Regions from separate parts of the Homo sapiens genome. Here region 1 is linked to region 2. A link is a loop called in an ENCODE intact Hi-C map of the cell type or tissue named here. Cell type or tissue: dorsolateral prefrontal cortex. All regions are shown on one strand. Each heading gives the region's core, and the rest is flanking DNA. Links, peaks and the distances in the headings are about the cores only.

Region 1 (5,376 bases), core at 67-5,066, 51 kb before region 2:
AGAACTTAATGATGCCTGGTATATAATAAATACTTAATAAATATTAGTCATTGCTGTTTTTTCCAAGTCTTCCATGTTATAAATTTCTGTGATGTATATTTTTATTTACATGAAGTATTTTCCTCTTCAGGTTTATTTTCTTTAGCTAAATTTGCAAAAGTGAGATACCTGAATGAAAGGGTACAAGCACCCTTAGATCTCATGATAGTTCACACATATTATCAAATTACTTTCCTAAATCATTATAATGATATATGCCATGACCAGCCACAAGGGAACCATCACTAGCACTGGTTCTTTTTTTTTTTTTTCTTTTTTGAGATAGAGTCTTGCTCTGTCACCCAGGCTGGAGTGCAATGACTGCAACCCTTCACACCCCGGGTTCAAGCGATTCTCCTGCCTCAACGCCCCGAGTAGCTGGGATTACAGGTGTATGCCGCCACGCCCAACAAATTTTTATATTTTTAGTAAAGATAGGGTTTCACCATGTTAGCTAGGCTGGTCTCGAACTCCTGGCCTCAGGTGATCCACCCAACTCAGCCTCCCAAAGTGCTAGGATTACAGGCATGAGCCATCATGCCCGGCCACACTGGGTATTATTATTGATTTTTATTTATAATAATTGGATTGATTTTTAGGGTTGATCCTTCTACAAATACCTATCCAGAGAAGCAGTGGGCTGAGTTTAGCTGGATACAGGGTAGGGCCAACCAACCCAACTAGAATGGAACTGAAGGCAGGAAAGGGCCTCTCAGGTCAGGGAAGACTGATAAGAAAACTAGCAAGGATATGACCATTCTCAGGTGCTCACAGCAGGAAGGAGTGGAGCCATAAGATGCACACTGACCCCGCATCAGGAATGCTGCAGATAAACCCAGATAAGAATGAGAGACTTCTGAGGCCTGAATAGTTTGTTCAAGGAAGAAAGAAAGGACCAGTGGCAGGCAAGAAAAGCTCACAGAAGCCCAGCCCGTGTTGCCTGGCAGGAGAGGTGATAAAAGGAAGGGTCCCCAAATTACACCTTTCTGCAGAGGAATAAGAAGAAGAAACCTGTTGGGAAATCCAGGGACACGATACCTTATAAGGACTTCTGGTCACCGGAACTTGGTACTTTTCTGTTGTTTAAGCCACTCAGTTTGTGGAACTTCGGTAGGCGGCCCCAGCAGACAATGCAAAGGTCCTCCTGCATCTAGCCTGCTTTCATCCCTCTCCTCAGCTCTCAGTATTGCCCCTCATTCACTCTCCTAGCACAGCCGACCTCCTCCTAGTGTATGGAGACACTAGGCACACCTCCACTTTGGGCACTTTTCAGGGCTGTTCCCTCTGCCTGGAACTTCCTTCTCCCCAAACCTGCCTGACTCCCTCCTACACCTCCTTCAGATCTTTACATCAATGTCACGTTCTTAATAAGGCTTTTCTTGACCACTTTGTTAAACATTGGACCTTCCCCTACTCCCACCTTCTGGTTCCTCTTACCCTGCTCTGTTCTTTTTCCTGACAGCCCCAGCCCCTCTGACATACTATACTATTATACTCTCCTTGTTTGTCACGTTTATTGTTTCTTGTCTGTCTCACTGCATTGGAAGTTGCATGACATGATGCTAGGAATTTTTGTCTGTTTTGATCACTGATTCCTCTCAAGTGTCTTGCACAGTGTTTGACACTTAAAAGGCACTCAACTGATGAACAAATGAATGGTCTTGAGTGGCTGATGTGTGTGTGAGGTGTGTGTGTGTGTGTGTGATTTCAGTGCTTACTCTATGTCTACCCCATGCTAAGCACTGCTTGAATGCCCATGGAAACCTCTTAACAATCCTATGGGGCAATAATGATTATCTTCATCTTACGTAAACAAGGAAACCAAGACTCACAGAGACTAAGAATCTTGCCTATGCTTCTTCTGTAAGTTGGCACATCAGAGTCCATATTCACACTCCAGGCTTTCCAATCCCAGTGCCACACTGGTTTCTTGCTGGGCATTGGCAAGGGCTCTGTTCAGGAAAATGCCCCATGCCCCGTTTCCTAGGGATCAGGGTAGTAGCCCAGGGCAGCTGCAGCCCAAGGCAAGTGTTTCTAGAGTGGCCCTGAGCCACAGCTGGCTACCACCCAGCTGGTGATGGCTCAGGCTTCCAGGCTTGGCTCACTGATGATCAGCAGGGTCCAGATCACCCTGGATCTGCCACTCACACGTGTGTCTGGGAGGGTGAGAGAAAGGGAAGATAAGAGAGGGCAGTAAATGAGGGCAGGGAGCAGCAGGCTATTGAAATTCTACACTCACTAGGAGCCAAGTGGGCCGGGAGGCTGGTATTACTGGCTGTGCTCAGCGGGCACCCAGTGGGCAGAAATCCCATTGCCCAGTTCTCCTGGGGCGGGGGTTGAAGGGCAGACTGTAACTCTGTAGTTGTATTGTGATGGCGAAGGAGGAAACAAGAGCAGCTGATCCGGCCTGGATCAGGAGTGCCCACGTGCAAACAGACAGGCCTTTGTGTCCTGGGCCCAGACAACAGGCTGCATTCTTCCCCCACCTCAGTGACGTCCTTCACGAACATGTCCTCAGAGTGCGTTTTCAAAGGATTAATCAGCTAAGGATCAGATGACACGGCATTCCCTGTTACCCACTCTTTGCTGTAGCTGTGCCTTCACTTGTCTCTGAGCACAGAGTGGGGGGCCAGCCCCAGCCCTGCCCTTGGGGTGCTTACAGTGGGCCCCAGGTAGCTGCAGGCCTCAGAGATCTCAGCTGTCAGAATCTCAGAACACAGGAGCTGAAAGGGCCCAAGAGCAAGTCTGTCCCCTGCTTTTTATTGGAGAGGTGATGGAGTAAGCGATAGGGCCATCACTGGGACCCAGGGCTCCTGCCCCTGACAGCAGTGTCATCTGGTAGGAGCGTTAAGCTGCCCCACAGTCTGGCAGTTACATCAGCCCCCACCAAAGGACCTAGATCACCTCCTGGAGAAGCCTGAGGGAGATGGGTTCTTGATGAAGGTAGACTTAATTCTCACTAGGCTTGATTCTGACTGGTTTCCAAAGCAAATGGCTTTCCTTGCCCAAGCCAAAAGCAGGAGACAGGAAACACCCAAGGATGTTTATTGCTGTCCTGCTTAACCACACTGTGGGACTCCCGAATGATCAGTTACCTTGTGAAATGCTTCTTTCTCTAGATGGACAAAAATGTCCCTTGGATACTAAAACGGCCATCTTCCCTGGCTTTTTGAGATCATGCTCTCAGAAATTAGAAGACTTGGGTTCTGCTTCCAGGTATGGCAACTTCAGACTGCAAAATCATAGAAAAGAAGCTCTCCTAACCCCTAATAACCACTGATCTGTTCTCCATCTCCATAGTTTTATTTTTTTCAAGAATGTCCTATAAATGGAATAATTCAGTATGTAATCTTTTTTTACCTTCAACTTTTAATTTTGAGATAAATGTAGGTTATGCAGTGGTAAAGAATAATACAGAGATTCTATGCGCACTTTACCCAATTTCCCTTAATGATATTGCAAAACTATAAGGTTGAGATATAGAATATTTCCAACAGCACAAGGATTCCTCATTGTCCTTTTATTCCCACACTCACTTCCTTTCCACCCCCACCGACTCCTTAATCCCTGGCAATCACTAATCTAGTCTCCATTTCTAAAGTCTTGTCATTTCGAGAATGCCATATTTAAGGAATCATACTGTATGTAACCTTTTGTGATAGGATTTTTTCACTCAGCATAATTCTCTGGAAATGCATCTAGATTATTGTCTGTATTATCGGTCATTCCTTTTTCCTGCTGAGTATTATTCTGCAGTGTGGATGTACCAGAGTTTGTTTAACCATTCACCCATTGAAGGATATCTGGGCTGTTTCCAGGTTTTGGCTACCATGAATAAAGCTATTGTAAACATTAGTCTACAGGATTTTGTATGAACATTTGTCTTCATTTCTCTGGGATAATTGCCCAGGAGTGTAATTGCTGGGTCATACGGTAGTTACATGTTTAGTTTTTAAAGAAACTGACAAATCATTTTCAGATTGGTTGTAACATTTTTTACTTTCCTGCCAGCAATATGTGAGTAGTCCAGTTTCTCTACATCATCATCAGCATTTAATGTTACCACGATTTGTTTTTAGCCATTCTGATAGGTGTGTGGTGATAAAATTGTCATCTTAATTTTCTTTTCCCTAATGGCTGATGATGTTGAACAACTTTTGATGTGCTATTTACCATTTGTATATCTTTTTCAGTGAAATGTCTGTTTATGTCTTTTGCCCATGATCTAATTGGATTATTTGCTTTTTTATTGTTGAGTTTTGAGAGTTCTTTATATATTCTAGATACTAATCATTTGCTGCATATGTGATTTGTAAATATTTTCCTCCATTCTGTAGCTTGTCTTTTCATCGTTTTAACAGGAGCTTTTATAGAACAAAAATTTTAAATTTTCATTAAGTCCAACTTATCATTTTTTCTTTCATGATTATGTTTTTGGTATTAAGTCTGAAAACTCTTTGCCTAGCTGTAGACCTCAAAGATTTTCTCCTAGTTTTGGGGTAAAAGTTTTATATTTTTGTGTTTTACATTTAAGTCCATGATCTATTTTGAGTTAACTTTTGCTTAAGGGTGTGAGACTTAGGCCAATATTGGTTATTTAGTTGGTTGGTTGGTTGGTTGGTTGATTGATTGATTATAGGTGCCTATAGGTGTCCATTGGTGACAGCATCATTTGTTGAAAGGCTTTCCTTTCTCTATGCAGTTGCTCTTGACTCTTGTTAAAGTCAGTTGGGCATAAAATGTCCAGAATAGGCACATTTATTGAGGCAGAAAATAGACTAGTGGTTGGTCTAGGGCTATGGGGGAAGTTGCAGAAAAGTATGGGTCACTGATAAAGGGTACAAAGTTCTTTGGGGGGTAATAAAAGTGGTCTAATATTGATTGTGGTGATGGTAGCATGACTCTGAATATATTAAAAACCACTGGGTTTTACATTTTAAGTAGGTGAGTTGTATGGTGTGTGAACTATATCCCAGTAAAGCTGTGACCAAAAGAAATCAGTTTGGCATATTTGTGTGGGTCTATTTCTGGTTTCTGTATTCCATTCAATCGGTCTATGTGTCTATTACTTTGCCAATACCACAAAGACTTGATCACTGTAGCAGTACAGTAAGTCTTAAAATGTGGCAGATGGTTTCCTTTCACTTTATTTATTTTTTCCAAAATATTTTAGCTAGTCTAGTTCCTTTGCCTTTTCACATAGATCTTAGAATGATTCTATCCATGTCTGCAAAAATCTTATCAGGGTTTGGATAGGTACTGCCGATCCTCTGTATCAATTGGTTTCACATCTGTAGATTCAACCAACCAAGGATCAAAATATTTTTTAAATAAAAA
Region 2 (5,376 bases), core at 324-5,323:
AAACCAACAGAGGTTCTTTGAGCCTTTTCCTCCAACTCTCCTTCACCACATCCATGCCTTAGCTTCCCAACCTTGGCCTCTTTGCTATGGGCAACCTGAATAGTTTGCATTTCTAGACAAATAGGTGAAAGAAAAGAGCAGCCATAACCCAACATCCCTGTAACTGGCCCGGGGCCCCAGATCCTGGGACTTTCCCCAACAGCTGGATACTTCTTCCTCTGTGAAAGATAACAGGGATTGGCTGGAGCTAACCCAAAAAGCAAGCAGACATAGACACAGGCTCTTGGAAAAGACCAAATACTACTCAAACCCAGGGATTTGGTTTCCCCACCCCCAAGGACCCAGGAAGAGGTTGCTCACAGCTGGGTGAGGTGCAGCACTTTCCACAGGAATCATGGCCTGGCTCTTTCCAGGGTAGGGGAGGAGCAGGTGCCGCTCCTCTCTGGGCATGCGTGCCTCCTGGGTGTCCTTCATGGAGCTTACACAGTGTGCTTTACACAGAGGCTATGGCCTCTCTGGAAGAGTTAAGATCTTTCTATAGCTCTTGAGATGGAGTATTTAACACCAATAAAGGCTTTCACCACCTCCTCAAAGCTTTGAACTGTTTTGTTTTTTAGAGATGGGGTCTTGCTGTGTTGCTCAGACTGGTCTTGAACTCCTGGGTTCAAGCAATTTTCCTGCCTCAGCCTCCTGAGTAGCTGGGACTATAGTTGCCAGCCTGGGTTTCCATCTATATCTTAATAACCAGAGTTGCTGTGCACTGTATCTAGGATTTGGCTTACTTGGCAAACTCTATGTCATAAAATCAGTATTTCTTCAATAAACTCAATATTTATTTACTATGATCTGGCAGCTGAAGTAGCCCAAACTTCTGACCTATATTCTGTAAGGTGGAAGAGTGGGCCTTTTAGTAGAAATCTCCAAGACCTAAGAATCTCTATTGAGACCCTGGGGTTAATGCAGGCTCCACCAAATCCAAGTGCTGGCTGGGAGACAGGAGTCAGCAGGATTTCACTGAGATGGTCAATTTTTATCCAGAATAGGGCTATGCCTGCATTAATTTGTCACCAGTGGAATGAAAATACAAACCCGCTGAGTATGATAGTTTGATATGAGGAGTGGTCAGTTATATAGAAAATTTAAAACAGAAAGCCCATGAGAAGTTTGCCTTTGGAAATGCCCATTAACTCCTTCCTAACAGGGTGACAGAGAGCTGGTGCCACCACAGGGAGTGTGCTTGTCAGAGCAGACCTCCTCCCCAGGTGGACACCATGACCCTTCACATCCTCCAGATCAAAGCTTCACTTTCCCCTGCTCACAGTGGCTTCTTGGACGACCATGTCTAAACCAGACCCTGCCTGCTATTCTTGACCAGACAGAGAGAACAGCCTGAGTGAAGACTCTGAGGCAGGAGTGAGCATGGCATTAGCAGGGCCTGGCAGAAGGCCAGGATGATGGCCACACTGAGTGCTGGGAAACACAGCACAAGATAAGCCTGGAGAATTGACAAGGGCCGGTCTGTGCAGAACCTGAGGGCCATGGCAAGAAGTCTGCCTTTTCTCCCCATGTCCAGAGCAGGGAAGAAGGATTTGCAAGTTTCTCACACATGCCTTGGCTTAAGCAAAGCTTGCTGGCCTCCTTCAAGCCATAGCACAGGGTGGCGTTTGCCGTGCCTGACTCCCCAAGCTAGGCACTGGGAGTCCAAGTGAACCATCTGGAGGGGTCAACAGTGACGTGAGCAGATAAGCCACAGCACATTGAGCTAGAGGAGGAAAGAGGAATGTGCACATCCCTGCTTGGATGTGGGGGCAGGAGGGGGAGGGCTCCAGGAAACCTCGCACAGATTCTTTGGGCTGCCTAAATCCCGCTGCTCCATGTCTAGGTGGCTGAAGCGCCTCCTGGCCTGCCTCAACCCCTCCTCTGGCCTGTCCTGTTTACCAGCCCTGCCACCTGCCCACTCTAAGAGGCTCCACCCTTCCTTGGAACACGGAGTTCTCTGCCTCTGGACTCTGGGGAGGGTGAGATTGTTGAGGCAGGCGGGCGAGCATGAGAGGGAAGGAAGAGGGAGGGAGGTCAAAGATACAAGGTGAGCTGGAGAAGAAACGGACTGTTTTGAGGATTTCCCCTCACACATTCTGGCTCCTACCTCTGACCGAAAGCAAAGGGAGCAGCTTTTACCAATGGAATGAGGCCAGGGTGTGTTGGCTTACACCCATAATCCTAGCACTTTGGGGAGGCCAAGGTAAGAGGATCAGTTGAGCTCAGGAGTTCAAAACCAGCCTGGGCAAGATAGCGAGACCCCATCTCTACAAAATTTTTTTTTTAATTGGCAGGCATGGTGGCATGTGCCTGTGGTACTAGCTACTTGGAGGCTGAGGTTTGAGGATCTCTTGAGCCCAGGAGGTCAAGGCTACAGCAAGCCATGATCGTGACACTGCACTCTAGCCTGGGTGACAGAGTGAGACCCTGCCTCTAAATAAATTAAATCAATCAATCAATACCAATTAACTAACTAACCAACCTGTCTATCGGGGTCAGTCAGCTCTTATAGTCCCACCTGAATTCTGCTTTGCCTTCTCCTGCAACAGCAACGCCTTCGAAAGTGCTTACTGTGTGCTAGGCAGGCGTTGCACATGGACAGGGACTGGGAGTTCAGATGGCCAGCTGGCCTGCTGTCTGGGGACAGGGGGTTTCCCAGGACCTGAGACTTTCAGTACTAAAACCAGGACAGTCCTGGGCAAGCTGGAACAGCTGGTCACCTGGTGGGAACTGAGCACCCATGGAGTCAGCAGAGAAGGAAGGCGGCACCACAGCATAGCTGGTGGTGGGAGCAAGCAGGAGTCTTTTCCTCCTTAGCACTGGAAGCGCCACTCTTGGCATTTACCTCCCTTCCTGAATGGAGCCCCACCTGTTTTTATGAGGCCTCCCCAGGCCAAGCCCTCAGGATGGGCAGGGGTGGGTTGAGACTGTGCTGTCTCTGCTGTTTGCTAAGGTTGTTCTCATGGTATCACGCTGCCAGAGACTGTCCACTTGGCTCACATTGATGGAGGTCAGCTAAGGACAGGCTGATTAGCTGGCCCCTCAGGGCCTTTCTCTTGGTGACACAGCCTCTGGCTCAGAACAAAGGCCCCTCATTTTGCTGAGGCACAGACTCTTGAACGTGAGAGTGCTGCCACCTGCTGGTCACAGCGCTGCTTCCAGAAGGGGAGCTGGAGCCTCAGGAGGGAGACTGGGCCATGAGCCCAGGTCTGTAGCCTCTCTGTGGGCCACAGCACCACCTCCCAGCATGCCCTGGGCCAGATAGCTGAAGAAAAGAAGCTGGGGACCCCCCTAACAGGTATGCCTTGAAGGGGACTGCAAGGCTCTCTCATGCCAGAACTCTCTCAGGCTGGCCATGGATTCCCAGAATTCCCAGCCAGCGTGGGCACTCTTAGCTATAATAGAACCCTCGGCCCAGTGGTGTGCTGGAGCTGCTGGGCAGGAGGCAATCATCAAATATTCAGGAAATTTACCAGCTGCACTGGTCATGGTGGGAGTATTTACACCATGGAAATTGGCAAAGGCTACAGATTAAGAGTTTTCTCCACCCGTAACTCTTCCTCCAGTGGATTTATCAGTACACCTTTGCAAAACCTCTATCAAACTTAAAATGTTGTCACCTGAGAAGGGGCAAGTACCAGCCTGTTTGTAAAGGTTTCTCAGATAAAGCATCAAGTATGGAATTGGCATCATAGAGAAGAAATACATTCTGATAAGAGGGAGATTGTGAGGAAGGAAATTTTGTTAAGCTCCCTAAGAACAACTAAGGTAATAGTTAAGGGCTCTGCGATGAGAAACACATGGATTCAAGTAGCAGCTCTTCTACTTGCTAACTGAATGATGCTGGTCAAATTGCTTCATCTCTAGCTTCCAGTTTCCCTGTCTGCAAGTGGGGGTATTGGGAGTAGTTGCCTCATGTAGTTGTGAGGTGATGCGTTTGATGAATCTAAGTGCTTAGAACATTGCCAGGCAGAAAGCAAGTGCTCAATACATCTTAGATATTATCAGATATTGATTAGAACCTCCACTTCAGCAGGCTTAAACTGATCTTGACATCTTCCTGGTAAAACCAGTTTCACCTCTAGATGTCTTTTACAGGGTTGGGGAATGAAGACTGGTTCTTCCATCCTCCCCGGCAGCTAACCTTTAACATCAGCCTCGGTTTGGGCTATTCATTTGTACTTGTCCCCTACAGTTAGTATGTAAGAAAATGTATCCCCTATACTCTTAATATGATAAAGTACATCCTGAATGTAAAGTATCTAAGCAGTGAACACTTGCCAAACCAACCCAAAATATTTTGTGTAAATGAGTCACTGGCCAGTTAAGAGGTCAAGTATAGAAAGGGCAGGACTCAGATCCGATTCCAACTCCAAGACCTGAGTCATCCTCAGTTGTATTGCATCTGATTTAAAGGAAGATTATGTTAACAAGACACAAATTGAATAGAATTGGGGAAAATGGGAATCTGAGAGCAGTGCTCTTTCAGTGGAAAGAGACATGGGGCTTAGAGGACATGAGCTCCCCTCTCATGAGAGTGGAGGGCTTGGTTGTGCAGTAAAGAGAGTTGGTGAAGTTTCTATAGAGCCTGATGGACTAAAGCCCAAGAACTGACCTGATGGACTTGCCCCATCCAAGACTCTGGTCACCCCTCAATCTTTGAATGAATACTTTGGCTTCTTGGGTGCTAAAATCCTTGGAAGATGTGTCCTTAGATGAGATACATATATTTCCATTGTTAAAAAGTTATAAATGAGTTTGCATTATACTCTTTTGACTTTTGTTATATGGACAAAGATTAGGTTAGATTTGGTTGCATAAAACAGACAAAACAGTAGCATAAATAAAATGTACATTTATTTCTCTCCCATGTCAATGAAATCCAGATGTTGGCAGCCTGGGACAAGTATGGCAACTCTACAGTCATCATCAGTCACTATCTTATAGCTCCATTATCTTCAACATGAGTTTTTGTCTAGTGGTTTAAGATGGTCACTGGAGCTCCATCCAGGCTGCTTTCTTGCCAACAAAAAAATCATATTTTCCCAAAGTCTGACAAATCACTGCCCAGGTGTACTCATGCAAACCCATTCTGATGCAAGAAAACTGAAAAATGTCTTTATTCCAACTAGGGGTAGGAGGCATTTGCCTAGCTAAAAATTAAGGATTCTATTTTTAATAAAGTAAGGTAGCTAGATATTGGTGGACAGCCCACAATCTCTACCAAAGTAGATCAATTTCCCTAAGCCTGCTCATTTTTGACATCAGAGAACTGCTGCACAACAACCCCCAGGATAAACCACCCTGTGAGCCCAGGAAGAGAAGATGGCTGGATTC

Evidence for each region. Peaks named below come from ENCODE experiments on the same cell type or tissue, not always from the same donor. Only the 100,000 strongest peaks of a DNase experiment are listed, where the experiment ranks them.
Region 1: a loop joins it to region 2, with 3 times the contacts of the local background. A loop is called at or near these places in 30 of 110 quality-filtered maps.

Annotation. Positions count from the first base shown.
Region 1 is chr1:116,431,215-116,436,590 of GRCh38, forward strand. All of the region lies in intron 2 of LINC01762 (long intergenic non-protein coding RNA 1762), which reads right to left. Among named protein-coding and RNA genes, the nearest start is that of ATP1A1-AS1, 15 kb to the left of the region's middle. In dorsolateral prefrontal cortex, for the core only: no CTCF peak of the experiment used is centred there; a DNase peak (open chromatin) is centred at 2,377; H3K4me3 peaks cover 1,195 bases; H3K27ac peaks cover 3,605 bases.
Region 2 is chr1:116,482,258-116,487,633 of GRCh38, forward strand. LOC112268235 (a long non-coding RNA gene) reads left to right here. Exons shown (of 2, transcript XR_002958352.2): 1 at 1-5,376. Among named protein-coding and RNA genes, the nearest start is that of LINC01762, 6.1 kb to the left of the region's middle. RefSeq lists an enhancer at 1,091-1,591. In dorsolateral prefrontal cortex, for the core only: CTCF peaks have their summits at 3,182 (motif pointing left) and 3,387; DNase peaks (open chromatin) are centred at 1,442 and 3,184; H3K27ac peaks cover 705 bases.